Linked DNA regions of Homo sapiens: region 1 is linked to region 2. A link is a loop called in an ENCODE intact Hi-C map of the cell type or tissue named here. Cell type or tissue: PC-3. All regions are shown on one strand.

What was found. A loop is a pair of places that touch in the nucleus more often than their neighbours do. Peaks named below come from ENCODE experiments on the same cell type or tissue, not always from the same donor. Only the 100,000 strongest peaks of a DNase experiment are listed, where the experiment ranks them.
Region 1: it touches region 2 in a loop (4-fold over the local background); 3 of 110 quality-filtered maps call a loop at or near these places.

Annotation. Positions count from the first base shown.
Region 1 is chr13:73,333,436-73,341,435 of GRCh38, reverse strand. No RefSeq gene overlaps it. Among named protein-coding and RNA genes, the nearest start is that of LINC00392, 230 kb to the left of the region's middle. In PC-3, no CTCF peak of the experiment used is centred here; DNase peaks (open chromatin) are centred at 4,475, 6,035 and 6,895; H3K27ac peaks cover 6,348 bases.
Region 2 is chr13:73,462,677-73,470,676 of GRCh38, reverse strand. No RefSeq gene overlaps it. Among named protein-coding and RNA genes, the nearest start is that of LINC00392, 98 kb to the left of the region's middle. In PC-3, no CTCF peak of the experiment used is centred here; DNase peaks (open chromatin) are centred at 3,926 and 4,896; H3K27ac peaks cover 3,535 bases.

The DNA.
Region 1 (8,000 bases), 130 kb after region 2:
GAGCCATGATTGTGCCACCACACTCCAACCTGGGTAACAGAGTGAGACTCTGGCTCAGAAAAAAAAAAAAAAAAAAAAAAAGTACTAATAGATAGGCTCAATGTTTCAAACCATGTACCCATCCAGAAAATTCTATCATTGATAAGCCTTTACCCCCGACTCAGAAACAAAAGAGAAATAAATTGAGAGATTGCATTATTTAAAATAAATGGGTTTAGAAATAAATTATTATACTTTAATTATAATTCGTGGAAATGTTTTATTAAGAATTTAAAGACACACCCATTAGGATGGCTATTATTTTAAAATAAAAAGAGAAAATAAGTTTTGTCAAGGACATGGAGAAATTAGAACCCTTGTCCATGTTCATGAGAATATAAAATTGTGTAGCCACAGTGAAAAAGTTTGGTGATGCCTCCAAAAGTTAAACCTAGAATTACCATATGATCCAGCTATTCCATTTCTAGATATATACCCTGAAGAGCTGAAAGCAGGGACTCAAACAGATTCTTGTACATCAATGTTCATAGCAGCATTTTTCACTACAGCCAAAAGGGAGACACAAGCCAAATGTCCATCAACAGATGAATGGACAAGAAAAATGTGATTATCTACATACAGTCTTCAAAGGGAATGGAATTCTGGCACATGCTATAATATGGATGAACTTTGAAAACATTACATGAAATGAAATAACGAGACACAAAAGGGCAAATGTTGCATGATTACACTTATAGCAGGCACCCAGAACAGTAAAATTAATAGAGTTTTTTTTTAAAAAAGAGAGGTTATCAGGTGCTGGGGGTAAAGGGGAATGGGAAGCTATCATTTAGTGGGGACAGTTTCTATTTGAGATGATGAAAAAGTTCCAGAACTGGATCACGGTAATGGTTGTGCACAACATTGTGAATGTACTTAACGTTGCTGAATTGCACACTTAAAAATAGTTACATTGCTGGATTTAATATTATGTATATCTTACAACAATTTTAAAAATTAAATATATAAAGAAGTGCAATGCAATTTATTCAAAATGAAGTAAAATGCCACGTACATAAATAATTTCTTCATTTGTTGCATAGAGAAAGGACCTGGGAAGCAAGTTGGAGAAGCTCAGGCTACAGATATTCTAGCCTGAGGCTGTGGACTGTGTAAGGCCAAATCACCGCTTCAGAAGATCAGTCAAAACCACAACAATGGCACATTAAAAAAAAGTAATAATTTGATTGAGTAAATATTTTACTCTTCAGGCAATTGTCTTAAATGTACAGCTTAAGAACTGAGAAATTTGGCCGGGTGCAGTGGCTCATGCCTGTAATACAAGCACTTTGGGAGGCTGAGGCTGGTGGATCACTTGAGTCCAGAAGTTCAAGACCAGCCTGGGTGCCATGGTGAAACCCCATCTCTACCAAAATACAAAAATTATCTGGGCATGGTAGTGCATGCCTGTAGTCCTAACTACTTGGAAGGCTGAGGCAGGAAGATCACTTAGCCCAGGAGGCAGAGGTTGCAATGGGCCAAAATTGCACCACTGCATTCCAGCCTGGACAACAGAGGGAGACCCCATCTCAAAAGAAATGAAGAAGAATTGAGAAATTTATGCTCTTACTCTGAGACACGGCCAATTACTCCACCTTTATGCTTTTCCCTCACAGTGACTCAGTTAGCGAACACTGTAGTTGATTTATTAAACTATTTTATTTTTGTCACTTATAGGTACAAATACAACCTCCTAAGTCAATATACAAATATATTTTGCAGAAAAGTATCAGACCATAGATCCATAGTTACTAGCTACACCACCTCCCTAGAGCCTCAGTTTCCAAATCTGTAAGATGGGGATACATATGCTGATACAACAGAATCAACCTAAGAAGGAAGTAATGGGAAAATACCACCTCTGACACATTAGGAGGACCCTAAAATTTTATTATTACATGAAGGAGTGAATATAAATAAAGCAACTAAGAGAAAATAGGGAAAGACAAATGTCAGAACTTTCTTCAGGCAACTGTATTCAACATGTCATCAACACAAGATTTCATATGATCTGTGGAAGCTTTTACACAAAATGGGTGTGGAGATTTACAAGATTGAGCCTGAAAATAACTGATGCGCTCAGACATCCTGTATGTTGTACTAATTCTAAAATAATCAAAGCAAAAATAAACAAAATGACACCCGTAAGATATACAGACAAGATGATACAGGAGAAACCATACATAATTGGATAATAACTGCCATGACTATGAAGAGCATGCAATTGTGAATCATAAAACACTTGTTTGCTGTGGTTTTTTTTTTTTTTTGGTCCCTTTCATGGAAAAAAAGAAAGTTTGTTTTTCTTCAAAATAAAAACACTGGTTTGTAGGTTTGAATTGATTTTTTTTTTTTTTTTTTTTTTTTTTGCTTTTTGTAAAAAGGTCAGAGTGACTATTAACCCAAGTATAAAACAATAATAGTTTCCGGCATGGGAAATTTGATTTTTAAACAGAAGGAAACAAAAAAAGACCACCTTGAATCACTGAAGACAAAATAAAGAAAACAGTACATGCTTCCAACTTGCATGTTATAAAGAATTTTGATCACTTTGGAATTAGCGCTGGAGAAAACATTATGTGAATGTTTGTTTTCCTGACACTTTAAAAGTTATTTCTTATTTCCAAATAAGAAAGGAACATACTTCCCCAGAAAAAAAATTTTAAATAGAAAGTTAAATGATCTTTGGATTGTTGAACAGGAACTTGACTAAACTCTGCTGGTTCTCTAATTTAAACTACATGAAACTTAAGGTTGCATAATGGTAATGATAACATGAGCAGTGCCAGAGAAACAATATTTTGCTTGGATCCATGGCAATGTCACAGTCGTCACACGTATGGAACAAGCCTCTGGAACATTAGGTCATGTTTACCTCATCAGGTAAAATTCAGGAAGGATAACTGCAGATCGTTGTAGTCTGGGAGTTAATGAATTTATTTTAAACTCACTTCTCACCCTTCTAAATAATAAATGTAGTCCTGAGCTCTAAATTACATTTTCTCAAGAATCCATGTTTTCTTTAATTTTAATATATTTGCAGTGATGAATCATGTCAGTTATTCTGAAATGATGAAATAGCTTCATTTTCTCTATATAATCGTCATCTACCTTGATGACTCTGGAGGAACTAAATGTTTCTTGTTTAATTTCTACAAGACTTCTTCATAAAAATCAGTTCACCCATATCTGCTTAAGATAAATATTAAAAGATAATATCTGCTTAGTTCAGAAAGTACAAATACCATCAGGTTCAACAATATTATTTAGATTGCTAAAATTGTAATTCTGTTAACCTATTTAAAAAGAAATATAGATCTATTTTTTAGATGTCAGCTTTTAAGAGAAAAACTCTTTCCTTAAAGTCAGTTAGTTTAAGCCACCCCTTTGTTTTAAAAGAAGTTGGAAGACTTCATATATATATATATGCATATATATATACACACACACATATATATGTATGTGTCTATATACAGCTTTGTCATTAACTAAATGAAGATAAAATGTGAAAAGAAAAATACTTGCAGTATAATTATATTGTTGAGGCAATTCTTATAGTGAAACAGAACCAGGTAATTGTAGAGTTTAGAAAGGGAATCATTCACATTCTCAGACAGTGATGCTTCTCTGATTAGGATACATGCCATAAATCTTTCTCATTCACTAAATTTCTTAATGGATATCTTAATGAAGATAGCTCCACATACCGGTCTCAGGTTAAGTCAGAGGAAGAACTGTAACAGTGATAATAGCTTGCATGTACACAACTGCTACTTTTTCTGTAGTAGAAAATCCAAATTATTCCATTTATGTGGGCTTGAAGTGACGGTAGCACTGAATAATATTGAGGGGAGGAATGACTTCTTAGTAAGTACAAAGATTCTAGAGAAACTTCTATTCAAGCAATGGAGATCAGTAGTGTTCTGCCTCTTTTAAAAACTGAAAGGACAGACAGGAATTGATATAATAGCAGAAGACATTGTATTCCTTGGAAGAATGTTCTAGTGCAAAGTTTTCTGATGGAAGAGATTCTTAAGGCATGAAGTAGGTATGGACTCCTCTCCTCTCCAGTTGAAAAGACAGAATCTGTCAAGCTGGAATCATGGTTCTCAACCAGGACATTTGGGAACATCTGGAGGCCTTTTTGATGGTCACCACTGGGGTGAGGGTAGGGGGTCTTCTGGTATGTAGTGCATAGAGGAGGCCAAGGATGCCACTAAACATCCTATAAAGCACAAGACACTCCCCCAACATACACAGGAAAGATCACCCAGCCCTGCATGTCAATAGTGCTGAGGGTGATAAATTGTGAATCAGAATGATACACAACAAGGATAGGTAAACTTTTTCGGTAAGAGGCCAGATAACAAATCTCTTAGGCTTTGCTGCCACATAACCTCTGCTGCAATTACTCAACTTGGCCTTTGTAACACAAAGTAACCATAGACAATAGTGAACAGGCATGGCTGTGTACCAGTGAAATTTTATTTACAAATACAGGTGGCAGAACCCCATTGGCCCTCTTGCGTTAGTGTGCTGTCTCCCGATAGAAGTCATTTCTACCCTTAGAGATTCCTCAAATTCTTATTTCTCGAATTGGAAAGAATTCCAGTTGGCACAATGACCCTTTGATAGAAGTCTAACTGTAGGAATTACATCCAAGATGAGACAGGATCTCTAGTTTGCAGCAGGAAAATGGAATCTGTAGAATGACACAAATTTTTTAAAAGTTACTCTCGTCTTTGAAAAGAAATACTTTTTTAACTAAGATTTTGCAAAACAGATTTAAAGATTGACGAGCTGGTCAAAAAACAAAAACAAAACAAACAAACAAAAAACAGAAAACAGACAAATGAACAAACCAGGGTACATAAAAACACACTAGTTTTCTAAACCAGAGATGCTTATTTTCTAGCACATGGTGCCATAGAGAGTTGACAAATAGATTCATGGGGTTTATAAACTTGCTGAAACTGAACAGAAAATGGTGTGTGTGTGCGCGTGCATCCTCATATATATGATATTCTTGATCTTCTAAAAATTTTTTACTGCTAAATCATACAAGGTAATTTAGAGAGTATGTTTCAAGAATGAGCTACTTCTCTAAGGCTGCCAGCATAATTAAAAAGTACTACATGATAGCAAATTTGGTTCTACGTCTGGATTTTGTTGTATTTGTTGTTGTTGTTGCTTTTCAGACAAAGTCTCGTTGCGTCACCCTGTCTGGAATGCAGTGGTGCAATCACAGCTCACTGAAGCCTCAACCTCCCAGGTTCACGCAATCCTCTCATCTCAGCCTCCAGAGTAGCTGGGACTACAGGCACATGCCACCACACCTGGCTAATTTTTGTATTTTTTGTAGAGACAGGGCCTCACTTTGCTGGCTGGGCAGGCCTCAAACTCCTGGGCTCAGGCGATCCGCCCATCTCGGCCTCCCAAAGTGCTGGAATTACAGGCAAGAGACACCATGCCCAGCAGGTTCTATGTCTTTGACAGATTCAACTAGTCACAAGTTACCACATTGTTTCTAATCAACAACCTGGCCTCCAATTCATGTCATACTCAATTTGGTCATATAGCAAAGGCCCATTTCTGAGTCTAAAGTTTTGGTACATGCTTAGTATTTATTCTTTGTACTGCCTTGTATGAAAACCGTCTAAGAAGGCTTGCAAAGATAAGTAGGCATAGTGAGATGATGTGAATTTGTAAAAGGGGGTAAAAAGAAAACATGTAGAGACATAAAATGGGGCCATTAATAGAAATGTTTCTACTACAAAGTTCTTCCCATACTATATCAGACATGTCATTTGGTTTATTCGTGCTTCTATTTCCTAATCATTAGACTTGAAATCAATGATTTCTACATGACATTTTCCTTATACTCAGGATTTATCAGTGTACAGTAATCAGTCAACAAACATTTACTAAATCTCCATTGTGAGCGTAGCATTTTATTAGTGGTACAGTGAGTCAGAAGTAAGAGTTTCGCCTACTGAATCATTAACCCCATTTCCTGTATTAAGTGTGCCCTTTTGGGAGTTTCCTCTGTCATCTGGTCCCACAGTAATCGGCTTATGAAATTAGACTTAAATTACAGCCTAACTAAAGCAAGTTCATATGGGGCTCCATAGAATGAGAAAGCAAAGAATAGGAGAAAGAGCAATAAATGCGACAGAGAGTGAAACAAGGAATACTTTGATGAAAAAAAAAAACCACAATGACTTGCAAACACTTTCTTTTAGACATTATGAAACACTAGATTTAAAAAAAAATAAGAGAAATAGATCTAAAATGGGAATGAAATTCTGCAAATCTTCCATGGAGGTCATTGGAGTCACCAACATGAGGAAAAATAAATAATATTCTTTTCCTAGGGGAAAGGGTGTAGGGTTATTCGGCAAGAAGAAAGGGTAAAGAATTTCTCTTTTAAGACTTACAACTGTCAAGACTTAACAGTACTGACCATGCCAAAATTCATTCCTCAAATGTCATATAGCTCTTTATAAAGGTGCTCTATTAAATTTAAAGCTTTAATTTGCTTGTTTGGCGAGCCCCCCACTCACACCATACTAAGTCAGAATCCGAACATTCTAGTTTTCTTCTTTTTTGCTTCCGCTGCATAAAGTTAAAATGCTGAATCATTGTGATGCTCATGGAGGACATAGACATTCTTTAAATTATGGAACAGAGCTACATCTTGCTGCTGTACAGCAGGAAAGTAGAACCGCTCCAGGCAACAAGCACTTAGTCTCTATTTTTATGGTTGTTACCATGTAGTCACAAACAAAAATTGATGATGAAAGAATTAAGTTAATCTATCTCGTGCAATATCATTAGTCACTTCCCAGGTTCTGGAGCTCCCTAAAGCAAAGAGAGAATAAAATTTCAAAATATGACACTGCTGGTTGGTTTTATAGATATCAAGTTGGTACAGGCACATAAATCAGAATCTATTCAAAGTAAGGAGCAGATGTTTGAATTATTCCAACAAAGTAAAATCATCGTCTCTCTTACATGCTACAAATCCACAGCCTTTTCATGAGTATGAAAGCTGCAAAAAAAAAAAAAAACCTGGGATTCAACATCTAGATAATTTACATTCCCTTTGAGCTCTTAGCACCAAAGCAGTGGGACCTGAGGACATCCTAGTATTTCCATTGCCACGATGACCATTTGTGGCAAGCAGTCTCTCTGCAGACGGAGGCAGAAGTAGGCAGAAACCAATCCCATTGAATTTTTAAGATAATGATAATCATCTTTCTTCTTAGCATTTTATTCTAAGCTATCCTTCCAACCAAAATTATGATCATGGTGGAGAGAAAAAATTCAGAAAGTGGAAGAATGTGGAAGGAGGCCACAGAAGAGGTCCTCATTTGAGATTGTTTTTCAACAGACCATATTCTTTCTCCTTTTATGCTCTGCCTCCTTACAATAGGTGGCTTATAGACTTTCACACAGTTCAGGCACATTAAGACACATGATTGTAAGATTAAACTGAGTCTGTCTAAAAAATATAAAATGAATAAGGGTGATGCTATCGTTAAAGAGTTGTTTCCCAATACTTCTTCCAGCTTAAATGCTTATCTGTTCTGTGTACGCCCTATAGTGAGAGATCAGAGACAGCAGAGCCTGTGTCTATCATTTTTACATGGACCATAACTTTCAATAAAGTTTGTATACAGCAGAGCTTTAATAATTAATCATAACAAACTTGAGCTTTCCTACCGTGCGGTCTGCAAGTACATGCCACCTGAGCAAGACGTCAATGAAGCTTTCGTATTTCGAGTTATTTTTGTACTTGAGGAAACTATCATCCTTGTATGGAATAAAAGATGAATCCATCTCATACTGAATCACCATTTATACAATCTTAATGAGAAATTTCCAGCATCACAAAATGACAATAGCATAAACTATCTTCACTGCTATACTCTAATAAAGTATTAGATTTCTATTTCAGT
Region 2 (8,000 bases):
CTGATCAACATGGTGAAACCCTGTCTCTACTAAAAATACAAAAAATTAGCCAGGTGTGGTGGCGTGTGGCTGTAATCCCAGCTACTCAGGAGGCTGAGGCAGGAGAATCACTTGAACCTGGGAGGCAGAGGTTACAGTGAGCTGAGATGGCACCATTGCACTCTAGCCTGGGGGACAGAGCAAGACTCTGTCTTTAAAAAAAAAAAAAAAAAAAAAAGGAAAATAATTTAGTTTTTTTAAATTTTTTATTTTTAATTCAATAGTTTTGGGGAACAGGTGGTTTTTGGTTACATGGATAAGTGTTTTAGTGGTGATTTCTGAGATTTTGGTGCACTTATTACCCAAGCAGTGTACACTGTACTCAATATGTAGTGTTTTATCCCTTGCCCCCTCCCACTCTTCCCACTGAGTCTCCACAGTTCATTATATCATTCTTATACCTTTGCATCCTCATAGCTTAGCTCTCACTTATAAATGTCTGGTTTTCCATTCCTGAGTTACTTCACTTAGAATAATGGTCTCCAACTCCATCCACGTTGCTGTGAATGCCATTATTTCATTCTTTTTTTATGTCTGAGTGCATTCCATGGTCTATATATACCACGTTCTCTTTATCCACTTGTTGGTTGATAGGCATTTAGGCTGGTTCCATATTTTTGCAATTGCTAATTGTGCTGCTATAAACATGTGTGTGCAGGTGTCTTTTTCATACAATGACTTATTTTCCTCTGGGTAGATACCCAGTAGTGGGATTGCTGGATCAAATGGTGGTTCTACTTTCAGTTCTTTAAGGAATCTTTATACTGTTTTCCATAGCGGTTGTACTAGTTTACATTCCCACCAGCAGTGTAAAAGTGTCCCCTTTTCACCACAACCATGCCAACATCTATTATTTTTTAATTTTTAAATTATGGTCATTCTTGGAGGTGGTAGCTCATTGTGGTTTTAATTTGTATTTCCCTGATACCTAGTGATTTTTAGCATTTTTTTCACATGTTTGCTGGCCATTTGTATATCTTCTTTTGAGAATTGTCTATTCATGTCCTTAGCCCACTTTTGATGGGAGTATTTGGTTTTTTCTTGCTAATTTGTTTGAGCTCCTTGTAGATTCTGGATATTAATCTCTTGTCAGGTGCAGAGTTTGCAAATATTTTTCTCCCACTCTGTGGGTTATCTGTGAACTCTGCTGATTATTCCTTTTGCTGTGCAAAAGCTTTTAAGTTTAACTAGGTACCATCTATGTATCTGTTTTGTTGTATTTGCTTTTGGGTTCTTGGTCATAGACTTTTTGCCTAAGCCAATATCTAGAAGAATTTTTCTGATGTTATCTTCTAGAATTGTTATGGTTTCAGGCCTTAAATTTAAGTCTTTGATCCATCTTGAGTTGATTTTTGTATAAGGTGAGAGTTGAGGAACCAGTTTCATTCTTTGACATGTGGCTTGCCAATTATCTCAGCAGCATTTGTTGAATAAATGTCTTTTCTCCGCTTTATGTTTTTGTTTGCTTTGCCGAAGGTCAGTTGACTGTAAGTATTTGGCTTTATTTAGGGGTTCTCTGTTCTATTCCATTGGTCTATGTGCCTATTTTTTATACCAGTACCATACTGTTTGGTAACTACAGCCTTGTCATATAGTTTGAGGTCGGCTAATGTGATGTCTCCAGATTTGTTCTTTTTGCTTAGTTTTGCTTTGGCTATGAGGGCTCTTTTTTGATTCCATATGAATTTTAGGATTGTTTTTTCTAGTTCTGTGAAGAATTGTGATGATATTTTGATGGGAATTGCATTGAATCTGTAGATTGCTTTTGGCAATATGGTCATTTTCACAGTATTGCCTTTGAATCTCTTTGATTGCATACGTCTGAGAGTGATGCCAAGATACTCTTTAAAAAACTATGCCTTGGTTTTATTAAGAACCAAACACTTTTTAAAATATGAATGGGAATAGAAGAATCCTTCTTAGCTGCAAAAAAAAAAAAAAAAAGAATATGGGAAGTCATTACCCACTCACATTAGATCATAGCTAACATATCACATTGAAATTGCTTTCAACAAACACTGAGTTCCTTCTCTATGGAAGACACAATATCATGTGCTACACCTCATAAAATAGTTTGAATTACCAGAAAATAGAATCCCTTCCTCAATTTTTGTGTGCTAATGGCATTGAAAACAAAAAGGGTGATTCATGTAGAGTAATTCATATTAAAATTTAAAATGCATTAAAATTAAATAAAGGGCATACTTCAAGAGCACATATAATTTACATTTGGGTAATGAGCGAACAGATACTTCCTTTTCTGAATTTTCCCTTGATGTGCCATGAGCAATGTCAACTCTTGATGCCTTCAGCTTTTAAATGGAGTGCTGTGATAGAAGTAGAATTTTAAAACCCATTTGCTTGGGCTTTTTCTCTCCAAAAAAAAAAAAAGTCTTCACTGTATGTTTCTTTATCTATATCTTTTTTTTTTTTTTTTTTTTTTTTTCGGAGATGGAGTCTTGCTCTGCTGCCAGGCTGGAGTGCAGTGACGTGAGTTCAGCTCACTGCAACCACTGGGAACTCCACCTCCCAGGTTCAAGGGATTGTCCTGCCTAAGCCTCCTGAGTAGCTGGGACTACAGGTGTGCACCACCACACACAAATTTGTGTATTTTTAGTAGAGACAGGGTTCCACCATGTTGGCCGGGATGGTCTCGATCTCTTGACCTCATGATCCACCCACCTTGGCCTCCCAAAGTGCTGGGATTACAGGTGTGAGCCACCATGCCTGGCCCTCCTTATTTATATCTTGATAGCTTCCTCCACTTAATGTTACTGTTCCTAATAGTGGTTGGGGTGTGTGTGTGTGTGTGTGTGTGTGTGTGTGTGTGTGTGTGTTTGGGCTAGGAAATGTAGAGTGGAGCATTGTGGTAATTTCTGAGCTGTTACACTGTCATATCACGCACACATGCAAAAGAGGATTTCATTAAGATATGGAGCATTCCACACATTAATGAGACCCAACTTAATTCCATGGAAGTGGTGTGTGATGGTAAACACAGGAAACCTAGGATTTCTTATAAGCTAATGTTTCACACTGTGCAGAGAGCAGCTGTCAGTCTGGGCATTTATATTTTAGCAATCCTCTTGGACAAGACTTTTAAACTACAACCAAGATGCAGGTGGCAGGATGCAGGAGACATGGCCTTCAGGGGAAATTTACTCTGCAATTTCTCAGCAGGGCTGGACTCTACTCAGTAATTATTCCAGCTCTGGGGAAATCCTAGATCTTGACAATTCTCCAGGAAAAGGAGGTGGGTGGAGCAACAATGCTCTTCCGCCCCCAGAAATGCCTGGTAACTTGGAATCATTGGAGAGTGCCCAGCTTGTTCTGGGAAAGAACATATATCCTAGCTAGAGTTAGTTCTTCCACTAGCAGTAAGACAGCCCTTCCCCTATCTTAGCCACGTCAGCAGTTTCCAAAAATCTGTCTTGGGAAGACAATAGTGCTAGTGCCACAGCTACCCATATAGCACCTTTATACAAACACACAAAAGGCACCCCTCTGGGCCAGTGTAGCCTCACCTCAGGGTGTATGGCCCAGTGAGCATGGTGCACACGGGATTTTAGCCCCAGCCTGCTACCTTCTCCACTGGGTGCCCTTGTGTGAGGCACAGCCTACAGGTACAGTAGCTCTGACTTATACTCTTCACTTGCTGTTCTCATTCAAATATTATAAACAAAACAGCAACCATCGGGTGTTTCAGGCTTAATATTTGCAATCTTCAGCAACACCTTGATAACAGTCCATTAAGTGAGATCTGCTGATAGTAAGCCCCCTGATTAAACCTTTGGCTTCCCAGTTTGCCATATCCTGTCTGCTTCAGACACATCATTACCCAGGTTATAAGCTGATGTGTCCAAGATAAAGCCTGACTTTAAGATGACTCTCACAGTGGTTTATTTGTAAGACACGTCAGAAAATTTCAAATTATTTTAAGCCTGTCTTGCATGACTTCATGTTGCAATCCTTACCTGTTATAATCTTCAAGTCATGAAATAACTTTGCAAAAGAATTGTTCATGTACTGTAACACAATTCTAGAGAATTTCTCCTGAGGTTCGTCGAGGTTACAAGAAATTTTTTAAAAAGGGTGGCAGCACTATGCTGAAAATATGTTCCCTTTTAGCTAAGCCACCAACATAAACCATATGTCACTCGTTTCTCTGTGGAAGAAGTGTCCTTTGCAAGGGCAGCCTTGAAGGCACAGGGAGCACAGACGGTCTCTCTCCTCACAGGAGAGAAAAGAGTACCAGGTTGCTGACTAGAAAGGGTTAAACAAGCAGTGGAGAAATGGAAACAGATAAGAACGATTCTTGTCATTTCTTTGCTGCATCCTTGCCTAGCACTGTGCCTAGGACAGAATAGGTGCTCAATGAATGTTTACTACATGATTAATTAATCATCGATTACCATTGCACAATGACCTTGGGACATATGCCACCATCCAGACTCAGTTTATTTATATGTGGAAAATCAATCCAGGGTTTTTAGCTCAGTTTTGGTTCATGCCTTGAGAGACCAAGATTACTGGCTTAATTTTACACATTCCAAAATGGATTCTATTTTTCTCACTTTTAGACACAGTGAACATGACTATGATCACGTGTGCGTCAACTGCATAAGCATATCCTGACAGGTTTGAAAAAATAATAGCTATTTAATTTACAAAGAATGTTGCTATTATTAAGGACATGTCAGTTCCAATGGATTAGGGCAGATCATCACATTTTACAAACTGCCAACATGTAGTGACACTTTCCTCTATAGGATGAGTTTCATCAGATTGAAGTGCTGGTTTCTGGTTTATAATTCAATCCATTTCGCTGACTCACAGAGGGTGGAGTAAAATGACAACGTCCTTTGGTCCTTCAGTCAGAGTTTTTCTTATTACTGGGTGATTATGCATTTATCTTCTTACCACATGAGGTGCTGTGTAAAACCATGGTCAATAATTACCACCCTGAAACTGACTTTTATGTACCCTAGAACTGCCCTCACATAAACACGTTGGATCAGAGAAAACAAATGAAACATAAGACTGTCATTAAACCAAGAAAGTTTGGAGGGACAGGAAGAAAGAAAAATACCATGGCTGTGCCAGCACAAACGTTGCCCAACAAGAGACTTCAATAGCCAGCCACCTTCACTGTCAGGTACATTATGCACAGCTACAGTTACTGCCTGTTGTAAAGGGAAGAAAACACTGGCCAGATACAGCATAACAAAGCTTGCATTGTACACACAAGTATATAGGATATAAATATGGAAAACCAAATGCTATCTCTGTTGAAAGAAAATAGGAGGCCTTTAGTGCGGGCAACTGTCTGAACCGGGAAATTAGGTTTAGACTTAAACCTTCCTCTCTCTCCCACACTCCTACTTTTTGAGGAGTTGGTGTTCTCTGATACTTTTGGCCAAATGTGTACAGACAGCTGTTGAAGTGTGATAAGGGATTTATGCCCTTCTAGAGTAGGCATAAAGGACTCCAGAGAACCTGGGGTTGTGTGACAGTTCAGAAACTACCAGTAGATACAATGACAATGAAATTATAAACTCCCTGTAGTGCTTTTTATGTTTAATATATGTTCCTTTCTAGCTAAGCCCATTTAAAATTAGGAACAATAGACCTTTGCCAAACGCTTTGGTAGTACTGCCTCTGTGTGCTGTGCCAATGACAGCCCTTACCTCCTCCCTAAAAGCAAAAACAGTCCAGACGTTGACAGTCATCACTTCCTCCCTTTTCTTCATGGTTTATGCCCTAAATGTACATCCTTATATACAATAGTACAGTATTTATTTAAAATACTTAAAAATAAATGTCTTTGAGGGCTCTCAAATTACAGCTTCCCCCCTCCCCCTTTTTTGCTTTTTGCAATTTGAAGAAATTGAGTGATTTGGCCTGTGAAGTTTCCTGTAGACTGGATTTTGGTGATGTAATCCCTCTAAGGTAATTCCAGCTTTTTTTTTCCTGGTCTCTAATTTTCTGAGGCTTGATTCTATTTAGGTTTATTCTTTTTTTTTCCGAAATAAGTTTATGGGTGGCAATGTGTTTTTGCATTGGGAGGCACTTAAAAAAAATTAGGGGCCAGGCGTGGTGGCTCACACCTGTAATCCCAGCACTTTGGGAGTCCAAGGCAGGTGGATCTTCTGAGGTTGGGGGTTCAAGACCAGCCTGACCAACATGGAGAAACCCCGTCTCTACTAAAAATATGAAAATAGCCAGGAGTGGTGGCACGTGCCTGTAATCCCAGCTACTCAGGAAGGCTGAGGCAGGAGAATCGCTTGAACCGGGGAGGCGGAGGTTGCAGTGAGACAAAGTTGCGCGCCACTGCACTTCAGCCTGGGCAACAAGAGCGAAACTCCGTCTCAAAAAAAAAAAAAAAAAAAAAATTAAAAACAGTTTAATTTAGGAAAGATTGATTTTTAATAGATTTCCCATTTAATATTTGAATAAACAAAGTGCAGTTGGCCCTCTGTATCCATGGGTTCCACATCTATGGATTCAGTTTGCTGTGGATTAAGAATATTCAGAAAAAAAAAAAAGAAAATAACAATAATAAAAACAATGCAAATGAAAACATACAGTATAACAACTATTTACTTAGCATCTACATTGTATTATAAATAATCATAAGTAATCAAGTATCATACGTAATCTAGAGATGATTTAAAGTATATGGGAGGATGTGCATAGCTTATATGCAAATACTGCACTCCATTTTATATATGTGACTTGAGCATCCACAGATTTTGGTATCTATGGTGGGGTGGGGAGTGCCCGGGAACAAATTCCCTACAGGCACTAAGGGATGACAGTATAGCCAATTCTTGAGTATCTGTGTCAATAAAGGAAAATGGTAGCATACTGATGGAAAAGAAAAACAATCAATGAATCCTGAATATTTCTCCTTGAAAAGTGTTTCTGTATTTACATTTTACTGTAGGTATGCCTCAATCCTGGAGATTTGAAATATTTAAACAAATTAATGAAGCCCTAATTCTGGAGAAGGTGGAGGACAAGCCATCTCCCCCATTCCATTAGCTGCACAACTCCTCCCCACCCCTCACTTTGTGCAAAAAACTGACAGTGTTGACAGTCAACACTGCACAGCATGGATAATGAAAACATGGCACATATACACAATGGAATACTATTTAGCCATAAAAAGAATGGAATCCTGTCTTTTACGGCAACATAGATGAACCTGGAGCCATATTATGCCAAGTGAAATAAGCCAGGCAGAGAAAGACAAATACCACATGATCTCACTCATATGTGGAATCTAAAAAGGTGTTCTTATAGAAGTAAGAGTAAAATAATGGTTACCAAAGGATGGGGAGGGAAGTGGAAAAGCCGGATAGAGAAAGATTGGGTGCAAAACTCAGGTCAGATATAAGTTTTGCTGTTCTATTGCATAGTAGGATGATGACTGGAATTAACAGTAATGTTGTTATGGATTTTAAAATAGCTAGAAGAGAGGTTTTAAAATGTTCTTATCACGAAGGAATGATAAATATTTAAGGTGATGGATATGGCAATTATCCTGATTTGCTTATTACACAGCATATACATATATCAGAACATCATGCTATTCCCCATAAATATGTACAATTATTATAGGTCAATCTTAAATAAATATTTTTATAATTTTAAAAATTAAAAAAACCCTACTGCACATGCATTAGCCTGAGCAAAACCAAATGAGAAAATGGTGTAGGCAATCACGAACAAAACATTACTTATCCATATATATAGGATAAGAGTTACACATACACACCATAACAAGAGCGTTCTCTTTTACAGAAGCAGAAGCTCCCTCTTAGCAATTCTTTTTCACCCTGGGCATGGAGGAGCAGAAGGAATGTAATTTCTCCTATGACATACTCCTACTTCAGTTATTCTAACTTAAGCCTTGTTGAGCTTCATTTTGATAAGCAATAAAATATGAAGGTGACAAA